5 separate regions of the Homo sapiens genome follow, and regions 1, 2, 4 and 5 are each linked to region 3. The links are chromatin loops, found by intact Hi-C in ENCODE. Cell type or tissue: mammary epithelial cell. All regions are shown on one strand. Region 1 has its middle 42 kb from the start of ACTL7B. Region 2 overlaps LOC105376214 (a long non-coding RNA gene). Region 3 holds the start of LINC01509 (long intergenic non-protein coding RNA 1509). Region 4 has its middle 190 kb from the start of ACTL7B. Region 5 has its middle 94 kb from the start of ACTL7B.

Evidence for each region. Peaks named below come from ENCODE experiments on the same cell type or tissue, not always from the same donor. Only the 100,000 strongest peaks of a DNase experiment are listed, where the experiment ranks them.
Region 1: it touches region 3 in a loop (16-fold over the local background); 3 of 110 quality-filtered maps call a loop at or near these places.
Region 2: a loop joins it to region 3, with 5 times the contacts of the local background. A loop is called at or near these places in 2 of 110 quality-filtered maps.
Region 4: a loop joins it to region 3, with 12 times the contacts of the local background. A loop is called at or near these places in 3 of 110 quality-filtered maps.
Region 5: a loop joins it to region 3, with 8 times the contacts of the local background. A loop is called at or near these places in 45 of 110 quality-filtered maps.

What each region holds. Positions count from the first base shown.
Region 1 is chr9:108,811,236-108,816,235 of GRCh38, forward strand. No RefSeq gene overlaps it. Among named protein-coding and RNA genes, the nearest start is that of ACTL7B, 42 kb to the right of the region's middle. In mammary epithelial cell, a CTCF peak has its summit at 2,954 (motif pointing left); a DNase peak (open chromatin) is centred at 2,906.
Region 2 is chr9:108,414,624-108,419,623 of GRCh38, forward strand. All of the region lies in intron 1 of LOC105376214 (a long non-coding RNA gene), which reads right to left. Among named protein-coding and RNA genes, the nearest start is that of ACTL7B, 440 kb to the right of the region's middle. In mammary epithelial cell, a CTCF peak has its summit at 1,912; a DNase peak (open chromatin) is centred at 1,908.
Region 3 is chr9:107,463,196-107,468,195 of GRCh38, forward strand. LINC01509 (long intergenic non-protein coding RNA 1509) reads right to left here and starts at 3,390. Exons shown (of 8, transcript NR_121581.1): 1 at 3,273-3,390. RefSeq lists a silencer at 2,477-2,656 and an enhancer at 3,159-3,658. In mammary epithelial cell, a CTCF peak has its summit at 2,555 (motif pointing right); no DNase peak of the experiment used is centred here; H3K4me3 peaks cover 998 bases.
Region 4 is chr9:108,668,286-108,673,285 of GRCh38, forward strand. No RefSeq gene overlaps it. Among named protein-coding and RNA genes, the nearest start is that of ACTL7B, 190 kb to the right of the region's middle. In mammary epithelial cell, a CTCF peak has its summit at 3,123 (motif pointing left); DNase peaks (open chromatin) are centred at 3,126, 3,586 and 4,406; H3K27ac peaks cover 2,020 bases.
Region 5 is chr9:108,759,808-108,764,807 of GRCh38, forward strand. No RefSeq gene overlaps it. Among named protein-coding and RNA genes, the nearest start is that of ACTL7B, 94 kb to the right of the region's middle. In mammary epithelial cell, a CTCF peak has its summit at 2,171; no DNase peak of the experiment used is centred here.

The sequences.
Region 1 (5,000 bases), 1.3 Mb after region 3:
CTTTTACATCCAAGAGCCAAACTATCAGCAAATCCTATAAGGTCTACTTTCAAAATTCTGAATCTAACCACTTTTTTTTTTCTCTTTGATGGAGTCTTGCTCTGTCGCCAGGCTGGAGTGCAATGGCACGATCTTGGCTCACTGCAACCTCTGCCTCTGGGTTCAAGAAATTCACCTGCCTCAGCCTCCCAAGCATCTAGGACTACAGGCGCAAGCCACCACGCCCGGCTGATTTTTGTATTTTTAGTAGAGACAGGGTTTCACCATGTTGGCCAGGATGGTCTCGATCTCTTGACCTCGTGATCCACCCGCCTTGGCCTCCCAAAGTGCTGGGATTACAGGCATGAGCCATCGTGCCCGGCCGAATCTAACCCACTTTTGACCACCATCTAATCTAAGCCACAATCGCGTCTCCTCTGGATTATTGCTGCATCCTCATAAGAGGTCTCCCTTCTTCTACCCTTGCGTTTCTACTACCTTTGCCTTTAGGTCTGCTCTCAACACAGCAGCCCCAAGTGACCCTGTACAGCATGTCGGAGCTGCCCAAAATCTTTCAATGCCTTCACTTTTAATTTAGACTAAAAGCCAGCATCCTCAGGATGCCTACATGATCTAGCCCCTAATCGTTTTCCAGCCTCATCTCCTATGACTCCCTCCATGCTGGCCCTGATCTGGCTGCTCCAGGATCCTGCTTTCCCTCTGACATGCTCAGCACTCTTCCATCTCAAGCCCTTTGCACATGCTGTTCCTTCTGCCTGGAATTCTCTTCTGCTTTTAGGTTTCTGCTGAATGATCACCTTATTAGAGAAGCCTCCATGAACTGCCTAATATAAATTGCAACTCCATCCTACCTCTCCCCCCACTCCCTCCTGAACTCTCTCTTCCTCCTCTCACTGTGGTTACACCCATGTCACTTAAAGCCACTTGAAATACTAAATATTTACTTTTTCATTGTCTGCCTCCTCCTACCAGCATGTCAGCTCTCCTAGTCTAGGATTTTACTTTATCCACTGTTGTAAGCACTCAAAATTGTTTGAACGGATAATAATTTATATTAAAATTCTTATAAGGCCTCCTAAGTGCCAATCATTATATGAAAAAAAAAATCTTCCATGGCCTCTTGCAATATTTGGAAACAGATTCTGAAATGGAGAGGAGCGAGGCACTCTGGAGCGAGGCACTCTCAGTCTCTTCCTGACTCCTTTCAGGCCTACCCTCCCCGATTCATATCTTTTAACAGGAACACCCCCCCTCCCACCCTGGGAGCCTTTCCAGGATAGATGGGGGCGGAGGGAGCCCAGGGGGTCTCTTCTTGGCAATTGCAGCTGCACATCAAAACTTGACTCTGACACAAGCAGGAACCAGGGCCAGATCCTGGGCTCCCCAGGCCTCTGTTCTGACCGCCAGACAAGAATGTCTGTCTCTGTTAATTTGACTTAAGCTCTGTTTAATTACTAACTTGGTAGTTTCTGTACTCTGCTTAGCTGCTTGTCAAGTATGTGGCACTTTTGATAATTTAAGGGTTGGAATTTAGTCTATTTTTGCAATTGAAAATCAGCCTGGAGCCAGAGTTTCCCTTTTATTCAGAAAGACGAAACAGATGGGACATCAAAGGCGGTCATCCTGTAATTTTGTCTTTTCTGATACATTAAAAGCAGGCCTTGCACACTGGCTGCTTGATGTCATTGGAAACTTCTATTGGGCCTGTAAATATGAAGTCTAGTGCTTTCATATCATTAGTTTTTATCTTTCTGCGTCCAGCTTAAGAAAAATTACTCAGCAATGTCCGATGGCCACACCCAGAGGCAGCATGGAGGATGCCTAGGAAGCATGGGGACTGGGAGCAGGAGAGTTTGGGTTCCAGGACTGGCTCACAAGCTCTGGGTTCCATGACTCCAGTGCTTACCTAAGATCATTTTAACTGCTGTTATACATTCTACAGCATTTGTTCATTCAAACCAACACTTATTTGGTATCCCATAGATTTTGGGGCAGATTCCACAAGCAAGGAGATCTGGTTCCTATTCTCAGAAAGCACTCAGTCTAATAAGACGACAGATGGGGAAAGAGACCAGCTCACTCTACATAGTTGTTGTAGCCAAGGTGTACAGAAAGCAAACCAGGAGCATGGGAATAAGTCAGTCTACTTGAAGGATGGGGAGGTATTCACCAAGTGTGGCGTACTCAGGACAAAGGACAGCCTGCACCCCACAGGAAAGTTTAGTATAGGCTGTGATGGGGAAGGGAGGCAGAGGAGGAGTGGAGGCAGGGGACTGTGAGGAAAGGAAGAGGGTGTAAAAGTGAAGAAAGTGAAGTTTGACCTGTTAGGTTGAGGTCAGATATTCTGGAAAAACAAAGTCACTTGGTTAAATGGGAATGACAGAAATAATAGCTAACAATTATTAAGCTCTTATTGCTACTATTTTAGTACTTTCCACTTAAATCTATGATGTTCAGTGATGGCAAATTATAATACTTGCCCAAGATGATTCAGTTGGGAAGAGGTGAAGATGGGAATTTGAAGGCAATCTGCAGACCTCAGAGCCCAGCCCTTAGCCATCACACAGTCTTGCCAGGGCTTCGCAAAATATTCAGTGAACTGATGAATCCAAAAGTACTTTGCCAACTGTGAAGTGCTGCCCAAAAGTAGCCACTGCTGTTTACTAGTTTTGTTACGAAGATCTCCAAAATAAGAGATCTTTCTTCTTCCTTGATATTTGACAGTGCAAACCCTGAGCATTTTTTCCCAGGTTCAGAATAGCAAGCAAGAAAGGCTATGAGATTGTTATGTGGACATATTATGTAAACAAACAAACAAAAGGCTATGAGACAGAAATCACTCTGGATGAAAGGAAAGGAAGTCTGGGCTTTCATGAGTCACACTGAGAGACAGAAAAAATGATAAAGTCAGGCCAGGCAACCCTTCTGAAAGCTTAGCCTGTACTGGCACCTGCTGGTGCCCACAGTAGCTGTGCCAGCTTTACTTTCAACCAGGAATTATCCCTTGGAGGGTAAATGCCCCAGGGCAGTTTTATGTGTGAAGGGATTAGGGGCAGAGGGAAGGGTTGCAGCTTTTCTTCTTTTCTTACTCAAGAGGCTGCTGTGCATCTTTGGAAAAACCTCCAGGCTAAAATTCACTAGTAATAAACTACTGAGCACCTTTTATGGACATGCGTGGCACTGAGGGTCTCACTCAGCTCCCCCAAGAACAGTACCCCCAGCCCACCTCTGCAAGACACAGAACTGGAGGAGGTTGCTGCATTTGACCAAGATCATGCAACTAACTACTAAGTGGCAGCTCTAATTTAGGCCAAAATTCGATTTCATTTATACTCTTTTTTACAGCACCAGGTTATTTCCAAAGACTTAAGTTCACAGTCTAATTTTCCCATTTGCTATGTATGGGATCCTGGCCCTACCAATTCACCACTGAGAGTTTTGTCTTGGTTGACTGATCCCCTTACCTTATTCCAGAAGAGGTCAAACATGCCTACCTTACTCAAATCCTTTTCTGCAATGTGGGGAGAAACCCCTCTCACGGTGTTTGTAATGATCCTAAAAAGAGGTTGGATCTAAAAACATAAATAACAATACAATTACCTTTAAAACCTGAAGACCTGCTACGCCATAAATGTTTCTTTGAACTTCCTGGCTCCAAATGGAAAGAAGAATTCAAAGGTATTCCCTGAAATAGCTCCTAAACTTGTCAGTTGATGTTCGCACCTGGAAAAATCTCTTAACCCCAAATGTGTCCAATCAAAGATCTAGAAAACTTATTTTCCAGAGCTCAGTTGAAATTTAAAGAAAAACAAATAAAAGATACACAGTTGAACCATATGAAATTGCCAATATTTGACCATTCTGACTTACCAAAAATAAGTAAAAGCAGCACATTGAAGGGATTCAATGTAATTTACGCAGGCCCTCAAAAAGACAGGGTCTTTATCACTGTAGTCATTGGACAAGCCCCCTCCAGGCCAAGTATCAGCAGACAGGCACAAGAGTCACCTGGGTGATTGTTTAATATGCAGGTTCCCAGGCCCACTCCAGAAATGCCGATTCAGGACTGGAGTGGGGTGAGTCACTCAGGAATGTGCCTGTGTAAAAGACATCCCAGGTATCCCAACACAGGGAGGAGGTGCACCTTGCTCTGGAGTACTACTGGGCTTCTAAGGCAATCACCCAGGTGACTCTTGTGCCTGTCTGCTGATATTTGGCCTGGAGGGGGCTTGTCCAATGACTTTACAGTGATAAAGACACTGTCTTTTTGAGGGCCTGCGTAAATTACATTGAATCCCTTCAACGTGCTGCTTTTACTTATTTATTTTTGGTAAGTCAGAATAGTCAAATATTGGCACTTTCATATGGTTCAACTGTGTATCTTTTATTTGTTTTTCAGAAGACAGCATTCCAGGATGCTGCACTCTCAAAGGGCATCCAGTCTACGGTGGGCAGGCTGATTTAAGGATTTATGCTGTACAAGTGGACAAGATCCTGGAGGGGCACAGTTTCAAATCTCATTTCCATAACTTGGCCGCTGTGAGAAGTCTTTGGAGTACCCAGCTTTTTTGTTTTAATGATCCAACCCTGCTTTTTGTTGTTTCCTTTTGTTTGTTTTGTTGCCTGAAATTTATTATTATTATTAATTACTGCGAGGGGACCTGAAACACTTTTTGAATAGCTGCTTTAGGGTGATGTGTTCAGTCCCCATCCCTCTACCCTCCAAGACAGAATTACTGCGGCTCTACTTGTTGGTTTAAAGACTATTTATAAGCAAGGTCCATCTTCCACATTGCAGATCCAAACCAAAGCCTCATTATTTCCACTGTTTGTTTTGCTGCAGAATGGTTAACATTTACATGGAAATGGGTCTTTTTCTCTATCCTGTAATTTGGATTGTTTAGTTTTCCTTTTTGGACTTCTTTGATGCTGCTGAAGAAAGAAGTCCGCAGGAATCTGGAGAAAGGAAGAGTGAGCTGCCGGGGGCCGAGTGGGCGGCA
Region 2 (5,000 bases), 950 kb after region 3:
TTACACATTTAGCTTTGAAATAATGCCCATTCTTTTCAATGCTTCTTATTTAGCAATATCTTTAACACATATTATTTTTAGTCTTTTTTGTAGTATTTAAGAGCCATTTTTAATCCCTTTGTTTATATATATATATATATATGCACACATGTGTGCACAGATACCTAATAATTCACTTTTTCTGCTAAATTATATGTGATCTATACATATTTAAGCTCTTTCTAATCATTTTATTTTATTAAGCCATATCATTACCTGCTTAATAATGAAAAATTAATATCCAAAACTTTAAAGAAGGAAAGTTTTATGTGAAAAAATTATTTTCTTTATTTCCAAAGGAAGTATTTTTCATTGTTTTGCAAGAAGAGCATATTTCCCTAAAGCCCTACATATTTGTTAAACCTTACCTACACGCAGCATATCAGAAATTCATCCACTCTCTAAAGTGTGGTTATACCTGCTTAATCGCACATATTCAAACAATTTTAATTTAAAAATAAAACAATTTTTTAATGAAGCAGCAAAACATCTTTTCATAATTGAAGCGCAATAGGCGCACAATCAGAATTTTAGTAAAACTAAAAACTGGTAATAAAAATTAAATAAAAGAAGACAGGAAATAATATAAGGTTCTAAAAATTGGTAAGAAAACCATGCCAAATTACCAGCTTTTTTATATATTGCACTTATTATAGTGTAAGTGTTCTTTCCAGAAAAGTGAAGCAATACATTACATTACAAAGAATATAAGAAAAAGAAGAATGTGAAAGCATTTATGATCCAGGAAAAAACATTGTTAAAGTTGTGTAAGTACCCTTCTAATCTCTTATCTATGCACACACATACATACACATAAATAAATGCATAGTTTCCCTTCCCAACATTTAGCTCATATGGAACATACTGTTTTGTAACCTGCCAGGCCTTTTTAAGCCCTGAAATTCAAACTCAAGCCCTTGAGGCAAACTCTTGAAAAAAGGGAGGAACGGGCTTCAATAGAAATCTCACAAGAAAAAGCAAAGGAAGGAAAAATGGAGGGCACATGAGATCAAAGAAGACAGAGGATATGGAACTGAAAGGATATCACAAAGGAAGCAAAAGATAAAGACGGACTTTTTCAATTTAAACCCCATTTTCTAATTTTCTTAATTGCATCAACACTGCGCTATTGTGTGTTTTTAGAAATTCTACTCCTCAATTCAGTCTTCCTCTCCTCCTCTTCCTCCCCCCTTCTCTGTGACTGGGTAGTTCACAGCACAGTGTAGAGATGCCAACTGCTGGAGCCAAATTCAATTCCAAATCCAAACATAAGCAACGTTTGTGAATCGAGATGCTTTGAGGTTCACCCAACTCCAATTTTACCAATTCCCTCCAGGGAAATATTTCTCTTTGAAGCTTCTGTGTACCCAAGTGCATTCTGGGATGGAAGTTTGGGTTTCTGGTGTGGGGCAATTTACGTATAGAATGAATACACTCTGCACCTAACCCTCTTATTACCTCCTGTGTTCCACAGTCTGTGACAATGTATAGTAAAATCAGCACATGAAGGCATGGCTGGAAATCATGCCCCTTTTTGTTCATATGCGTCTAACTTCAAATTTAAAAGGCAAATAAAGAATATTGAATTAGCCCAGATGTTGTAAAGTTGGTATCCATCTTAATTTCTTCAGAAATACTCTTGAACTTCCAAAAAAAAAAAAAAATTGGAAAGGGAAGAGCTTAAAATGAAATTCATTTTAAAATGGTAGTTTTAAAACTGTTAATTGTATCAAACATTGTCTTGCCAATAAACGTCACAGGCCACAAACTGAAACTACAACAAAAATATTTTCTTCCCAAAGAAAATAAGCTGTTCAATTGTGTAAGTTGGAGCATGTTTTTAAATATATGGAACAGGTGGGGGTGCAGTTGAGCAAGTTAAAGGCAATCTACCTGGCCTGAAAGGCCTGAAAGCCCAACTGGAAAAAGAAATAAGCTTGAGCTTAAAGCAAACCTGGAGTTTGAGGAGAGCTCAGAATTTTGTCTATGCGAAGAATTACATGCTAACAAACCCACCTGTCAAGGAGGCCAGCAGCATTCACTAGTGGTTACAATATCATTTTGAGGGACACACTGAATTGGAGGAGCAGTCTCTAAAACCCTCTAGGAACCTGAGCCCCTTCCTTTCCTGGCCTCCTAGGAGCTGCCTTCCTTCTCCTTCTTCATCACCAGGATAAAATAACTTGTGACCAAAACAAAAGAGAAGGCATTGACATTTTCAGTTGGGGTCTCGGATGACTCCATTCTCAATCCCTTGTACCATACATACCTCTGTCAATGTCTTCTCTCAGAATTCGGTGGAAGCTGAGAGTTTGTCACCTTGTTTAGCCCTTTGATACTCCTTCCAGTGTTTCTCGTGATGTCACACCCTTAGTGTATACTCAGGAAGTATGGCCTGCATTATCATATCCTTCTTAAATTACTAAAAATAGATTTGGGGGTGAGCCTGCAGAATTATGTCTCCTGGGCCTCTGAATATCTTTTCTTTTATACTCAATTATTTTGCATTATCCCAGACAATTTCATTTAGGTGTTTGATTAAAAAATAAATACCACTTGGTCGATCCACCATCATTATCTTTTCCAAAATGTATAAATACATAAAAAATAAATGCCTGTTCTTGGTAATGATCATGCTTTCCTCCCCTTGCAGGTCCTAACATTTGCTTGTCAATTTGGAATCTGCATCCTAATACATATTCCCATAGTACCCACATTTTCTTCTTAGTTATGATTCTCCCTGGGCCTCCCTAAAACAAATATGCTTTTGACACAATATATGTTTGTAAAGTGAGAGTATGCACAAAGAATTCCATATGTAAATGTATTGGGTAAATCAAAATGTACTTTTATGACAGAAGAATTAAGAATATTCACAACCTTAAGAACTATACTAAGCTTGCGCTAGTCACTGAGCCATGAAAGGTGATAAAGAATCAGACATAGCTCCTTTGTCATCCTAAGCACACTATATATATATATATGTGTGTGTGTATATATATCTACATCACACTATATATATAGTATACTATATATGTAGCACATTATCTATATATATATATATACAGAGCACACTATCTATATATATAGCACACTATATATATACACACACACAGGCTTACACACATACACACATACTTTTTTTGTTTAAGGTCAATAAAATTGCATCTGTATCATCCTATCATCCTGTTACGAGTTAACCTTAGCATGGTTCCAAGTTTTACTTAAATTAGGCAAGAGTTCATGAGAGGACAGATGACAGCATTGTTGCTGGGTAGTAATTCAAAGCTATGAAGTAAGGTTGCTATTAGCCCACATGTGATGAATGACAATACAAGATGTGGCAGTTGGTCTTAGCCTCCCTATGAAATTCATAGTCTTCCCTTTGAAAACCAGTTGTGGCACAGAGGAAAGGGCACCAGCTCTAGGTAAATGGGTCTTGCCACTTTGTGGCCCAGCATATAAGGAGCTTAGAAGTGGCCACTCTGTCCCAATAAGTAAAAAGCTGAACAAACAGAATAATCAACAATTCTTCTTATTCGTCAGAAAAGTGAGGTCACACAGCAAAATGCTGTTCCCCAAATTTGGAAGACAGGTAGGTAGATACAGGGAATCATAACTTACCAAAGTAGAAACCCACAAGAAGAAATCTCCTTGGAAACTAGTGCCAGAGTAGGGAAACTTGAACTGTAATTAACAACTTGCAGGAGGCTCAGGACAACTCAGAGGACAACTCTGAGAATTAAAAACTGTGGGGAGATTCAGTCAGAGGGACTGGCCTCCACACTTTTATGAGTGTTATCTCCAGGAGTTCAACCGGGTCCACATGGTAAAAATTGGAGAAAATCTTGCACTTCTGACAGGGGAAGAAGAAAGGCATCATTCTGAAATACGCCAGAACATTCTGTTCTTCTTAGCAAAGCGTGACCTTAGGACAAACTATATTTTATCAGAGCCTAAGCTACCTGCGGGAAGGGAAATACCCAACTTCAGCTCCCTGAAGCCTTTCTGTGCCACCTAAGGGGTGAGGGGTGCTAAAAAGCACTGGTGAAGTTCACCATTCAGGGCACCCATTCACCAAAACCCTGAGACTTGATCATAAGTCTATAGAGCACTATCCCCCTTCCTTTACACCTTACTACTACATTTTTAAAGGCCTATTTACTGTAGTTCCAAAAAAACAGAATTACCAGACCAGGAATTTTTTAAACTATAATTAATATGCTAAGGGCTTTGATGGAAAAAGTAGACAAAATGCAAGAACAAATAAATAATGTAGGTAAAGGGATAGAAATCCTAAGAAAAAATTATAAAGAAATACCAGAGATTTAAAAAATTTTAACAGAAATGAAGGATGCCTTGATGGCTCATTAGTCGAGTACACATAGCTGATGAAAGAATTGCTAAGCTTCAGGATAGGACAATAGAAACTTTAAAAATTAAAAAACAAAGAAAAAAATACTGAGAAAAGGGCCAGGCACAGTGGCTCATGCTTGTAATCTCAGCATTTTAGGGGTCTGAGGCAGGAAGATCACTTGAGCTCAGGACTTAAAGACCACTGGGCTATATAGTGACACCCTGTCTCTACAAAAAATGAAAAACAAAACAATCAGCTGGATGTGGTGGCATGAACCTGTAGCACCAGCTACTCAGGAGGCTGAGATGGGAGGATTGCTTGAGCCCAGGAGGTCAAGACTGCAGTGAGCTGTGATCATACCACTGTACTCTAGCCTTGGTAACAGAGTGAGACTTTGTCTCTAAAATAAATAAATAAATACTGAAAAAAAAAGCAGAATAGAATATCCAAGAACTATGGGACAACTACAAGATGTATAACATACACACAATGGGAATAACAAAAGGAAAGAGATAAAGGAATAGAAGCAACATTTAAAGCAACAATGACTGAGCATTTCCCCAAAACTGATGTCAGACATCAAACCACAGATCCAGGAAACCCA
Region 3 (5,000 bases):
GCACTTTGGGAGGCCGAGGTGGGTAGATCACGAGTTTAGGAGATCAAGACCATCCTGGCCAACGTGGTGAAACCCTGTCTCTACTAAAAATGCAAAAATTAGCTGGGTGTGGTGGCATCATGTGCCTGTAGTCCCAGCTACTCAGGAGGCAGAGGCAGGAGAATCGCTTGAACCCGGGAAGTGGAGGTGGCAGTGAGCCGAGATCATGCCACTGCACTCCAGCCTGGGCGAGAGAGTGAGACTCTGTCTCAAAAAAAAAAAAAAAAAATTAAAATTAAAAAATAAATAAATAGAGATGGGGTCTTGCTATGTTGCCCAGACTGGTCATGAACTCCTGGGCTCAAGTGATTCTTTTGCTTCAGCCTCTCAAAATGCTGGGATTACAGGCATGAGCCACTGCACCCAACCCAGCATCTTTGTCTAACAGCATAGAGATAAGGCTGAATTGAGAGAAGACTCTGTGTTGTAGAGATGAGCACTGTGTCCAAAGTCGCTCTACCTCTTTGAGGTTCATCTGGAAAATGGGCTGACAATTAAATGGATATAATGTACACAGAAGTGCACTGTGACTGGTGAGGCCATGTAAATATTGAACACTGGTTTTCTGTATTTTTTTTTTCTCACTTAAAGTTCATCATATTAGAGATCTTGAGAAGTTACCAGTATGGGACCTCAAAGTTGCTGGTGCCTTATCACACAGTCCCAAAATTTGGATTGCTGGCATAAAATATTGTATTACGGCCGGGAGCAGTGGCTCACGCCTGTAATCCCAGCACTTTGGGGAGGCCAAGGCAGGCGGATCACCTGAGGTCAGGAGTTCAAGACCAGCCTGGCCAACATGGTGAAACCCCGTCTCTACCAGAAATTCAAAAACATTAGCTGAGCATAGTGGTGGGCGCCTGTAATCCTAGGTACTCAGGAGGCTGAGGCACAAGAGTCGCTTGAACCCGGGAGTGGGAGGTTGCAGTGAGCCAAGATCACACCACTGCACTCCAGCCTGAGCGACAGAGTGAGACTCTGTCTCCAAAAAAAAAAAAAAAAAAAGAAAAGAAAAAGAAAGATAAGTTTACTGGGCTGGGCGCAGTGGCTCACGCCTGTAATCCCAGCACTTTGGCAGGCTGAAGCAGGCGGATCACCTGAGGTCAGGAGTTTGAGACCAGCCTGGCCAACACGGCGAAACCTCGTCTCAACTAAAAATACAAAAATTAGCCAGGCATGGTGGTGGGTGCCTGTAGTCCCAGCTATCAGAAGGCTGAGGCAGGAGAGTCACTTGAACCTAGGAGGCGGAGGTTGCAGTGAGCCAGGATCATGCCACTGCCCTCCAGCCTGGGTGACAGAGTGAGACTCTGTATCAAAAAAAAAAAAAAAAAAAAAAAGAAAAGAAAGAAAAGAAAAGAAAGAAAGATAAGGTTACTGGAGTTCAGAGAGGTTGCAGGAGAAAGATAGCCAGGAACTAACTAGCAGGGCTGCCCTTGACAGTCAGGTCCTCTGACTGTGCATTCCATTGCACTATGTCTCAGGACTGTGTGTTATTATTTCTAACATCACCAATTTCCAGAAAGGATCCCAGGCATTTGTGGAAGGGGTGTCAAGGGGAGAGAAGGAAGAAGAATCCCAACAGTTAAAACCTCCCACAGCCCAGGCTTCCTGGTCACAGACAGGGCTGCAAAAGGCACCCTAGATGGGCTAGCTGCTGTGGGTGGGTGAGACTTGCATTGAGTACCTACTATGTGTTTCAGGAAAAAGGACCCTGAGCGTCGTGGCTCACTCCTGTAATTCTAGCACTTTCAGAAACTGAAGTGGGAGGCTTGGTTGAGGCCAGGAATTTGAGACCAACCTGGGCAATAAAGGGAGACCCTCTCTCTACAAAAATAAATTAAAAAGAAAAGAGCGCCGCCTGTGAGTAGGGTCAAATGTTATGCACTGCACCTGCTACGTGCTACAGATACAGGTGGTCTGGGACCCGCCAGCTGACAGTGGGAGTGAGTTTGCCCCGAATAAGGAGTCCTTCATTTCTCATCTTGTAGCAACTCTGTGGGTGGAGTATGATTACTCCCATTTTGCAATGAGAATATTTAGGTTCAAAAAGGAGACAGCTGAGGCCACAGCCATAGATGGAGTTAGTGGCACTGCAAGACTGGACCCCAGCTGGGTGCTCAGGTTCCTTTTCTACCTCAAAGGAAAGGTAGAAACCATCCCTATCTGCCACAGAGGAGCAGACTCCAGAGAAGCCAAAGCCTAGCCAGCGAGTAATCATAACGATGTCCGTCTTTTAGCGAGTATTTGTCATGTAGCAGACACGTTATTGCACATTCCCACTTAATGGTTACATGACCTTGTCCCGTCTATTTTCACGTTAGCCAAAGGGAAGCCTAGAAGTCCACAGTCCCCGGGAGCTGGAAGCCAGGCAGTGACAGCGCCAGCGTATTCTCCTTGACTTGATTGTAAATTTCACAACTTTGGTAGCTTCAACAGGGAGGAAGAGGAGGGGCGCCGGCTCCCTCCAGCAAAGGCGGCGCGGAGCGGGTAGCCAGGTCCGGAGCCGTCCTGTGCCGGGCCGTCCGGTGGGGGGCACTGCAGACCGCGCGGGCGCTGCGCCCGCCTCTAGCTCCGGGCGCAGAGGGGTGGCCACGCTCTCCTGAGTCCCTCGCGCCCCTAGCCGCGCCTGGGAGAGCGGACTGGCCTCCCAGAGAGGATGCGGGGGAAGCCGCACAGGGGCCCACTGGGACTGGGTAAGGGCGCGGGATGGGATCGGCTCTGGATATGGGTGCCCCCCGAGCCGCGCCCCACCCCGCGAGCGCTCCCATTTGCACCTCCACTTGAGCACGGAGCTTCAAGAACGAGCTATTCTGGGGTGCGGGTTCCGACACTAGGCCCCACACGGATCTGGGGACTGGTTTGGCTACGACCTGGCGGAAGGGGGGAAACCTGGCCTGAGAACGGAAACTGCGGGACGATCCGGCGGCGCACTTAAATCTGGCTCCGCTGCTTCCTCGCCCCGCCCCCGCTGTCACCTTCCTCTGCTTCTGCGCAGCGATTCCACACCCCACTCCACCCCATCCCACCCAGACCGCTCACCCGATTCTGACTTTGAACCCAAAAGCGATCAGGCGTGTTCTGGGCCCGGCCACAGCCAGCGGGCGCTCTGGCCCTCGCAGAAGCCGCCGCAAGCGGGCATCGCTGTCCCCAGGGAGGGGACCCCAGCTAGCACCAGTAGAGGTGCAGTCACCCTTTTTAAGGTTACTCGGAGGGTAGATGCGGCATCCACTGACCTTGATCTTTTCCCACAGTCACCTGGGACCCAGGCATATAATGTGGGCAGTTTAATGAGGTGTAAACGAAGTGCAAATGGCCTAGAAGCCCCTTGAATGTGAAGCAGGATGGAGGCTTTCTTTAGAAGGGGGGTTTTACTCACTCTGGGAATTCTGGTAACAGCAATAGTCTCTGATTGTTAATTGGTCATAATTACTTTGTTAGAAGTCTGTACACCATTCCAAGTTCTAAGGCGACGAGAAAGAATATTTCTGACATTTACAACGGGAGGGAAACAGCATATTACTTTCTCCATTAGGATATACATTAGCATATTGTTGAATTGAATTTTCCGCCTTCACTTTTTAATATATTTCCAATTTCCAACTACTCCCTGGAAAATTTTAAAAAGGGGCAGCAGAAGGATTGGTGATGTGCATGCCACAGATGGAGATGGAAAAACTGCCCAGAACATGTTGACATTTGTAAAAAAGTTAACATCCCCCCACACTTTAAAACTATGATATTAGGAATAGCATAATGGCAAAAGTTACTCGTACAACATCTGTTCCTTCCAATGGGAGGATTTCTTTCCTGCCAAGAATTTATGAATTTTCTATAGGAGCTTGGTTCTGTTCGGGGAAGAGGGAAGGAAGCCAGCCAGAGCAGCCCCTTGGCTTCAGGGAATGCAGGGATGCATTGCTCCTGGCTTTTAGATGGCTCCTGAAGCTGCTGATGGGGCCAAAGTCACCCTTCAGAAGGACTTGGCTGCAAACAAGAAAAATCTCCAACAGCCACCCATGGTTTAAAGTGACTAGGCCGTCACTAAGAAAGGTCAAGGCCATATGGCTTGAGGACAGAGATGAGTTGGTTATAACTCTCATTCGCAGAAGACCTAATCCTTTTTGGAGGGCAAAGGAAAGAGTTTATTATAGGGATAAAACCCAACCAACTCATATCAGTTCATTTCAAATGTTTCATTCATTTTCACATTGACCAGATAAGTGTTTGTTCACTCATCTCAGAAACTTCAATCTCTTCATCTACCATCAATTGTCTTTTACCCTTGCTCAATTGAATCTCTGGTGACTGGAAACTTTTATCTTTCTAAAAAAGCATGATGTGAGTGCTCAAAACAGCCATCTGGGTGAATAGGACGCTAAGTGGATTAGCAGTTGAAACATTAATGATTCACTTTTGACTCAAAGCAAGTTTATCTAAGCAGATTTCCAATGGTCTTCTCTTTTGCAATCAAAAGAACTTTCTGCTCTAGAGAAGCCTCTGTCCAGGAAGGGGGAGATTACCTTTTTGCACTTTAAAGTGGACCATTTTAAGTTCTTGATTTTTGTTGTTGTAGAGACAGGGTCTCACAAATTTGCCCAGGATGGCCTTGAACTCCTAGCCTTAAGTGATCCTCCTGCCTTGGCCTCCCTGGGATCACAGGAGTGAGCCATCATGCTTGGCTTTTTTTTTTTTTTTAAGACAGAGTCTCTCTGTCACCCAGGTTGGAGTGCAGTGGTGTGATTTCAGCTCATTTCAATGCCCCCACCCCCGACACCCCTACCCTGACCCCACCACTCCGATGCCAGGTTGAAGAGATTCTCCTGACTCAGCCTCCTGAGTAGCTGGGATTGCAGGTGCCTGCCACCACGCCCAGCTAATTTTTGTATTTTTAGTAGAGATGGGGTTTCACCATGTTGGCCAGGCTGGTCTCACACTCCTGACTTCAGATAATCTGCCTGCCTCAG
Region 4 (5,000 bases), 1.2 Mb after region 3:
GACAGATGGATCCCCAAGACATTTCTGAGGTCAAATTAGTAGACTGTGTCAACTCGGTCTCCATAGGATGTAAGGCAGCCCCAGGGAAATGACTCACCTACAAGGGATGGTCCCAATGTCTTCTTCTTGCCTTGAGGAAAGAAAATAGTTTCCCTCGACCCCCACCCCCATCCTAAGATCTCACATGCTTCCTAATGAATGTAGATGGAAACTAAAGAGGATGTCCTGAGGACAAAGATGTAATGGGGCAACATTTCTTTTAAAAGCTTGTGTACACCCAGCTGGGTAAGCTGCCCACAATGGCAGGTGGTGGTCACCCAAGCCTCTCTACCACTCCAAAAGGGGGCAACCTTGGGCCTGCAGAAAGAAGTAGAATGTCAAAACTCCAGGCAAGGGAGACAGGCCCATGAAGGGGTCATGGGGGTTCAGGAGGGCGTAGAGTCCTCACAATTATACCCCAATCTGTCCTGGCCCTGTTTTAGTCCAGGCTGCCAGCATAGGACCCAGTGGCCTTGATACCCTCCCATCAGCTGCTCACCCAGCTCACCCTAGACCCCTCCCAGAAAGGGCGAGCAACTCCTCCACAGCAGCCCAGTGATCACTAGACAGCTCTTACCATTCAAAAGCCTTCCTTATACAGAGTCCAATATGCCTCCTTGTTCTACCTCCAAGTGCCACAGGAAAAAGGTTTAATTCCACCCCTGCTCAACTCCCATCAGGCATCTGAGAACTCTTCTCCTGGTAGAAGCCCTCCAATACCCCAGCCTCTCCCCACAGTGTGATTTTACATTTACCCACACTCGGTTCATGTTCCTCTGAACTCATGCCAAGGCCAGAATCACTTCCTGCTTAATCTCTTGAGATTTTTATGTTGGAAGGAATCTTATTCCAAAGACTTCAAAAACAAAATTCCCTCCCTGCGTGTCACTACACCTCTGTGCATTCCAAAGACATCTCTGGTCTTTGGGGATAAAATGCACAAACGTTGTAGAGTAGAAGACAGGGGCAGCCACGAGGAAGAGGAAAAATGGTGTGTGTTGACAAAGCACAATACACACGGTTGAATGGGGTTGACTCCCTTTTCGTTCACTCTGATTCTTCCAGGTGCATATCCAAGGGTGTTGCTGGCATTATTCGGGAAGTTTGAAAAACAGTGAATTAGACCCTGGTGCTGGGGTCACCACAACTAGAGGTTCTGTCCTTTCATACAGAGATTTGCTTTGTTTAGCAGGAGGGCACTGAGTGTTCTGGACCCTGGGGGGAAACATTCGCAGGTGGTACGTAAGACAATCCAACAAGGAGAGGGTGAAATTATTAGGATTTTTACTTCTGATTTATTTCATACTTTTAAATTCCTATTTTTTGCATGCACTACATGTATTAGTCCATTATACAATTTATAATAAATATATACATATTAGAGATGCGTGCTCAATGTATTTTTACTGAGATGTTTGTATAATGAAAAAGATTTAAAGAATGCTGCTCCAGATGACACTCAGTTCCCCCACACGTGCCTTCTACTGGCACTGGGGTGGTCAGGTAAGAGTATGACCACCCCAATGGTCATGGCAAGGTATCAACACTGATGCAGGAGTAGTTATTCTGCACCAAACCCACTGACTGCTGGCAGATGCATTAAGAAGAGAGTGTTACTTAAGCTGTATTAATGGTAGTAGTGTATCTAGAATGAGGGATGGGACAGTGCCATTCACCCTTACTTGTCCAGACCACACCTAGATGATTGTGTTCCATGCTGGAAGTTATCTTTTAAGAGATGACCCCAAAACTGAGCCTTTTAGAGGACAGTGACAAAAGACATCAAGGACACTTGAAAGCCTGTCAGTAGAGGAATGCTAGATGGGAGTGGAGGTGTCCAGCCTGGCTGGGAGGTAGCGTACGTAAGAGCCAGCTTCAGATTTCCCATCTTGGGAAGTGAAAATAGACACCCTTTATGGGATCCAAGAGTTAGAACCAATGGGTAGAATTACAGGTAAGAAAATTCAGGCACAACCTACAGAAGAACTTTCTGGCAGAGTCACCTCAAGAGAAGAACTGAGTTTCCCATCATTACAGATGTGCAAACGGAGGCAGGGTGAGTACTTGTTGAAGGGGCAGCAGAGCACACTTCGTCTCCAGATGGGTGTTTGATCAGGAACACAAGTTCCCAACAAAGTTAATGCACGGACAACTAGTGGTCGTAGGGTGATTTTTAGGTGGTAAATGAATATGTTTTATTTTAATAGTTGTATGGAGATCTCACAAATATGCTTGATTCAGATGAGGCTGAAGCTTCTTACATGGGGAAATTGAGGTAAAGAAATTCATCAAGTAAAAAGACAATAGAAGGAGAATGCAGATGTGGCAAAATTCAGGAACGACCAAAGACAAGGAAACTATGGGGATGAAGGCCCCTCCTTGCCTTGAGAGTCCAAGATTCTTGGATCTTCAGTACTCACCCTCCAACCCAACATCACTTTTGACTTGTGCTCTTCTTTCTCCAGGAAAGCACAGGCTCCAAACCTAGAGAGTCCCCAGGGCCTTTGTGTTCTTCTGGCCTCCAGAAACACCCAGGTTGGGCACATTCCTCTTCCCCAGCCAAATGCACCTGTCCTGGACACTGAACAACCTGCTTCCCTTTTCTGAGACAAGATGAAATTGATAAATGGACCCCTCATTAATCCTGGGCTACCCCTCCCCACCTGCATCTCAGGGAATGCAAGCTTACTTGAGCAGTGGCCTCCTTGAACTCAAAGATAGAACTCCAGGCTCAAAGTTCAGCATTAAGGTACGAGTTTTGAAGGAAATATTTTTACTCGGGTAGGATCTAGGAGCCCTTGCCCCCAAATTGTGCATTTATAATGATATTAGGTGTTTAGCTCTTCACAGCTTACAAAGCATTTCCCACGCCCACTGTCCACTGCCCACCTGATCCTCACAACATTGTAAGACGCAGTAAAGTGGGTCTTACAATGACTATTCTCATTTGGAGACAAGGAAATTAAGACTCAGAGAGGCTGCCTAACTTGCTCAAGGCCACACAGCTTTCAAACCCACACCCAAATTCCCTCATTCCAAATCCCAGACTCAATTCACTGTACGACACTGCCCTCCAGTGTCCCAGAGGAGGGACTCTTGCCCATCTACAAAGGTAACAAGAGCGGCTGTTGTCCCCAGATTCTCAAAAAGACAAGCGCTCATTTCAGTTTTTACTGTCTAGATTGTGATGTAGGTGGTTAGCCTCAAAATGAGGCACATAAATCACTTCTGCTCCTCAAGGAGCAGAGAAGTCTCCTCTCTGTTTAAAATATGTGGTGAGTACCTGCCTGTCTCCTGGGATGATTCTAAATGGAATAATGTAAGCAAAAGGGTCTGGCATACAGCAGGGGCTCAATCATTGCAGGCTGGGTCTGTTGGCACACCTCACTTTTCTGTCTGAGGTCATGAGTAGAAACAGAGGTTTGAAACAACCAGCTGAACATTTTATAAACTAAACTAGAATTGAAGCCCCAGATTCCCATGTCATGTGTCTCTGTTTGAAACCTAAGTGCATGCCACTTCTTGTTTGGCCTGCAGGAATTTTGCAAAATGAATCATTTCAGCAAAATGCATCTTCATATTAGGGAAGACAGAAACCCAGGAATGTGGGGGGGAAAGGCAATAAAACAAATACTATTAAATTCCACTGACTCTTAGTACGCAAGGCGTCTTCAGCACGTTTTCACCATATGGTGCAGATTTTCCAAGATGGTCCTCATTTCAGAAGTTCTGTGCCTCGCTCAGACCATGTGGTGGACACTGTGCCAGGCCATGTGACTCAAGTTTGCATTAGGAAAAGATGGTCAGTGTAAATGTGTGCCAGACCCTGCTTAGGCATACACAAGTGAAGGAGGCATGGTCTCAGCCCTTTGAGGTGTTCAGTCTCAAAGAGAAGGCAGTGGAAAAAGGATGGACTAGGATGAAAAGTGACATGGTGGGGCGAGTGACCACAGGATATTTCTAATGCAGAGAAAACCAGAAAGTCAGAGAAGGTTTCCCAAGTAAGGGGCGTTCAAGTTGGATCCTGAAAGTTGACTAGGAAATTGCCCAAGGAGAAGAGGTCAAGTGTACCTATCTGTGTTCCATTCTGCCTGTAGTCCTTCACCCACCTGCCTCAAACCTTCCACTCCTTGTCTGGATCTGGTGGTTCACCTTTCCCACCCATCCCCGTAAGATGGCCCAACCTCCCTTTCTTCGCCTCTGATCCTCATCCAGCCCAGCCCAGTTCCCTGCTCCACATCTTCCCTTTACCATGAATCACAAGGCCCACTCAGAGCTTCCTTCTCCCTGAAAGACTTGAAATGATATATTTACCTAAGACTCTCCCTCCACCTCCAGTGTTCTCTGTCCTCATAGGACAGCAAAGTGAGGAAAATGCCAGACCCAACAGAGGACGGAGAGCGTGGAGGTGCAACAGGGATGTGATTCATAACTCAACAGAGATGAGTGAGAAAGGCTGTGGTGGGTGTGGGAGCAGCCAAGGCACAAAGAGGAGGAGAAGGATTAGTTGAACCAAGCCAAGCTCAGCCTTAAAGATCCTGGTTTGGTTTGTTCCCAAAATAGGGTTGAGCTTATGGCTGGTTCTTACTTGTTAGCAACCAGTTCACCCGTGCCTTCTCTTAAGTCCCTGTTCATTAATCTTCTTAAAGAAAGTGACTTGATTCTGTCAGGGTTGCTGGCTGCATATCAAAAACCTGTTCTTCCACTAAGAGGTTGCAGAGGCAAAGTACATGCATAGAAATCTTCACAGAGAACCTCCATATAGAATAGAAAATCGTTCTGCCTGTCCACTAGTGTGAGGCGCATGCTGGTGAAGATTTGTATGCTTAAGTGCCAAGAAGCTGCATTTACTTATCCATTCACTCACTCATTCATTTATTCATTTACTTTAAAATATGTATTGACTGTGATCCAGACATGAGCTAGGTATTGTGAATATGAGCAACAATGAACAAGTTAGG
Region 5 (5,000 bases), 1.3 Mb after region 3:
AGGGTAAAAGAGTCCTCGGCAGAATTTCCCTTTTAACAAAAAGCAGCCTCAAAATCCTTTCTTTTCTAACAAAGAGCAGCCTGAAAAATTGAGCTCCAGACATAGATAAGCAAGCTGGAAGCCTGCACAGGTGAATGCTGGCAGCTGTGTCAATAGAAAAGTGCTACCTGGGGGCCAGGCATGTTCAACATGGAGGCACCATCTTCTCTTTTGCCACCACGTGTACTGTAAAGAAACAACATGGCGCCAACCAGGCAGAGAACCATTTGCAAGACAAAAGATTAGGGTGAGGGCAGCCAGAAACTCACACCCTATGCAAATGAAACACCTGGTCCAACCAATCCTTTGCACCCTGTGTAAATCAGACACTGCCTCCTCAGGCTCATCTATAAAACCTCCTACATTTCACAGTGAAAGCAACAACCCACTTCTCCAGGACCCCTCTCTGCTGCAGAGAGCTCTTCTCTTTCGCCCATTAAACTTCCACTCTGAACCTCACTATGTGTCCACGTCCTAGTTTTCCGTGACTGTGACACAACGAATCTTGGGTATCATCTCCAAACAACAACACTGCTTCACTGGGCTCCCTTAACTTCAGGAGCTCAGCAACATCAGCAGGTCATTTAATCCCAACCACTCTCCTTTTATTTTCAGATGTCCTTAATTCAGACTCTGCTGCTATTCACTGAGGTTCTTCAAGTTCTCACATTATTGTGTTCCCTTTTCTAACCCTACCCTAATCCTACATTTCAGAATAGAAAAACGTATTTTACAATTCTTGGGCTTCAGAAGAAATAAAAACAGTCTCATATTTCATGAGCACTTTGCACAGTACTACCTTCGTCTCAATCCTCAAAAACAACCCTGAGCAGTGGGTTATTATTATCCCATTTTACAGGCAGGGGCTAGGTTACCTGCCTGCATTCACACAGCCAGTAATTGGCAGGTAGGATTTAAATCCTGGCAGGCCCTGCCCCAAGTCATGGGCTCTTTCCTCCATATTCTTGCTGCAATCAACATCAAATACCTGACAACTCTCCTTTAGCTTGGTCACTGGCTTCCATGAGAATACCAGTACCTTCTCATGGCATGTTGTCCTGCCCTTAGCAAATGGAAGTAAATGCTAATACTGTCTCAATGTCACAGGACTGTAAAAAAGGAGAATCACAGGCTCTAAAGCCAATTGAAAGTTGTGGAGCCTCTGATGTGTCCTTGTGTTGCTCATCAGAACAGCTTGTTCCAAGGCGTAATGTCTACTTTGAGAAAGCCCCAGCATGGCTCCTAGGGCTAGGCTGCCACAACACTCATAAATCGCAGTGACACTCATGTTTACAACATCTCTGTCTGCTCTTCATAAATGGAATTCACACAATTCAGGTGAGCTGGAGAATTAGGCTTATGAGCATGGCATCTGGATATGAAAGTGAAAAAATGTCCACGCTGGAAAGATATTGGAAATACCCAGCCCAGTACTCTTATTCTACCCATAAAGCAGCTGAAGTTCAAGATCCTAGCCTGACTCTGGCCCTCAGACTGCCCATCTGAGGGAAGGGTGAACTCACTCCTCCACTGAGGTTCATTCTAATCTAACTATCTGTGAGACTAGAGGCCCCACTGAGGCTCAAACCCAGCTCTCTGGCCTGGAAGTGCACTAATCTCTGGACTGGAAGGGAACATGGCAGAAACAATAAACAAAAATGGAGCCAAGCATGCTTCTTCTAAGACAGGAGAAAGAAGGATCCATGGCCCATTTGGGGGCTACAGATGGCTGTCTTTTGTTGCATAAAATAGAATCCATCACGATTGGTTTCACTTTCCTTCCCACAAATAATCCAAACCTTCGGATCAAGACCCAAGACACATGCTGTCAGCCAAGTGTGTTGAGCATACACAGAACAAAGTGAAGGCCAAGCTTTAGGTACTCAGCTCACAAGGAGCTGGTACCCCACGTGGAGAGCAGCAAGAAATAAACAAAAAGGTGCCAACTCTTCACTAGCCGGCTACACTGTCTTAATCTTAATGACAGTGATTTGAATGGAAAAGGAATGCAGGAGCAGGCCATTTATCACTCTTAAATAATAAGTTAAAGTTACAGAGATTGAATTGGGCCAAGACTGGCTTTTAATACCGAGAGGGGGGATAAATCAATTATGGAACTCGCACGCCTCCTAGTGGCATATCTGGATTACTGCTGGGGAGGCTTCCTCTCCCACTTGGAACCATCGGCCCTGCCCCAAGGTTCACCGGGACATGATCAGTCCATATCAACTGAGAGCTTCCTTTAGACCAGGCTCTGGGCTATGTGCCATTGCATAATTAGTATCATTAATGCTCACACTAGGTGACTCTCATTAGACCCATTTTATAGACAATGAAAGAAAAGCTCAAAAAGCTTCCATCACTTGCCCAGACTTACGGTGGAAAGGATTCCAACCAAGATTTGTGGAATTCCCTGTTCAGAGCTCCCTCCCCAACATCACACTGAGTACAGAGTGTTGAGGATACAGAGGTGAATAAGATCCAGAACTGTTGGGCCGTTTGATCTTACCGCGTTCACATATTTTAACTGGGCAGGAAGACTCATATTAAATAACCAGAACGCAAAGTCCTAAGTGCTGTTTGCAAAAGGAGTCCAGTTCATGTGCTCCGGGATCCCAGTCCTCCCGAACCCCGGAGCATCCCTGACTCAGCACCCAGGCCCGGGGAAGCAGGGGGCTGGTGCGTAGGCCACTACATTGTTAGTGAGGCCAACTTGAAGAACCGCCTGCTTCCAGCCTGACACTTATGTAAGAAATGAGGCCCTGGGTTGAATCGCTGTAAAAAAAAAAAAAAAAAACAGACATCATTAACCAGCCTAAACCTTCAAACGCTCCAAGTCAAGGCAGAGTCAAAAGAGAGTTAACAAGCCTTCCAATTTGTCTTTTACAGGGGTTGACTTGTCAGGTCAAGGAAGATACAGGATCCTATGGGAACTCTACACAGCGAAAGTCAGCCTGTTATTTTGGCTTGTTGATAGAACTGGCAGGTTAAGAAATGACTGTGGCCAAAGAAGATGCGGGCATCTATTTTTGCAAGGTACCAGGTTGCCATTTTCTGCTTGGCACTGGCAGCAAACTGTCCCACAAGAGAGAAAAACAGTCACAGATTTCTTCACATGCTGGCCTTTTACATACATAGAATTTATGTGGTAGGGATTTTTTTCTTTTATTGATGTATATAAATACATTTCTATAGAAATAATATCATACTTTACACACTATTTTGCAAACTGCCTTTTTCCACCTATACTGTGAATAGTTTCTCAATTACTTAAATATTCTTCATCTTTGATATCTGAAATTCTAATTTATAGATTTAGCTAATTTTGAAATGTATAACTATTTAAAAATAGAAAATGAAGCTTATATGGCTTCAAATTTTTAAAAATCCCTTTATTCCATTTCTTTCTTTTATTATTATTCTTGGGTTTTTTTCTTTACCTTTTAGCTTCTTCTAAGGAAAACAACACTAAAAAATCCTTAAAGCTAAGGTTTTGTTACATTTTCATCTTTCACATTTAACTCTATGTGTGACATATTTTTCCAAATATTTAACCAGTAGCTCCACATCTTTTATTCACATAATGTAGAGGTTAAGGGTGTGAACTTCGGTGTTAGATCTGGGTTCAAATTCTGATTCAAAATCATACTAACTGGGTGACTTTGGGCTGGGCAGTGACTGTGCCTAAGCTTCATTCCCTTGTCTGTAATAAATGAGTAATGATAGGCCAGGCACGGTGGCTCACGCCTGTAATCCCAGCACTTTGGGAGGCGGATGCGGGCGGAACGCGAGGTCAGAAGATCAAGACCATCCTGGCTAACATGGTGAAACCCCGTCTCTACTAAAAATACAAAAAATTAGCCGGGCGTGGTGGCAGGCGCCTGTAGTCCCAGCTACTCAGGAGTCTGAGGCAGGAGAATGGCGTGAACCCGGAAGGCGGAGTTTGCAGTGAGCTGAGATCGTGCCACTGCACTCCAGCCTGGGCAACAGAGCAAGACTCCACCTCATAAATAAATAAATAAATAAATGAGTAATGATAACTCATGCTTCCCTGGGCTACTACAAGAAGTAAATAAATAATACAGCAATAATATTGCATTATCTTTTGCCTGTCTCATATAAATGTAAATAAATACATTATCGTTTTGTATGGAAAGCCCTTTACGAGAGACAGGCAAAAAGATAATGTTCAATAAATGTTATTAGTATTTCTTCCCTATTAATTCAAACTACAGTTGACCTTGAACAAGAAGGGTTTGAATTGCGGGGGTCCACGTATACGCAGATTTTTTCAATAAGAGTGCGCCCACCTCTCCTGCCTCCCCTTCCACCTCCTCCGTGTCTTCTGCTTCTGCCACTCCTGAGACAAAACCAACCCCTCACTTTCCTCTTCCTCAGCCTACTCAATGCTAAGATGACAAGGATGAAGATCTTTATGATGATCCACTTTCACTTAATGAATAGTAAATATATTTTTTCTTCCTTATTCTTTTTTTTTTTTTTTTTTTTTGAGATGGAATCTCGCTCTTTTGCCCAGGCTGGAGTGCAGTGGTGCAATCTCAGCACACTGCAACCTCCACCTCCCAGGTTCAAGCGATTCTCCCGCCTCAGCCTCCCGAGTAGCTGGGATTACAGGTATGTGCCACCACACCCGGCTTTTTCTTTCTTTCTTTTTTTTTTTTTTAGTAGAGACAGGGTTTCACTGTGTTGGCCAGGCTGGTCTTGAACTCCTGACTTCAAATGATCTGCCCACCTCACCCTCCCAAAGTGCTGGGATTACAGGTGTAAGCCACTGTACCCAGCCTATGACTTTCTTAATTTTCTTCTCTCTAGTTTACTGTAAGAATATAGTATATAATACATATAACATACAAAATATGTGCTGACGGTTTATACTGCCAGGAAGGCTTCCAGTCAACAGTAGGCTACTGGCAGTTAAATTTGGGGAGAGTCAAAAGTTG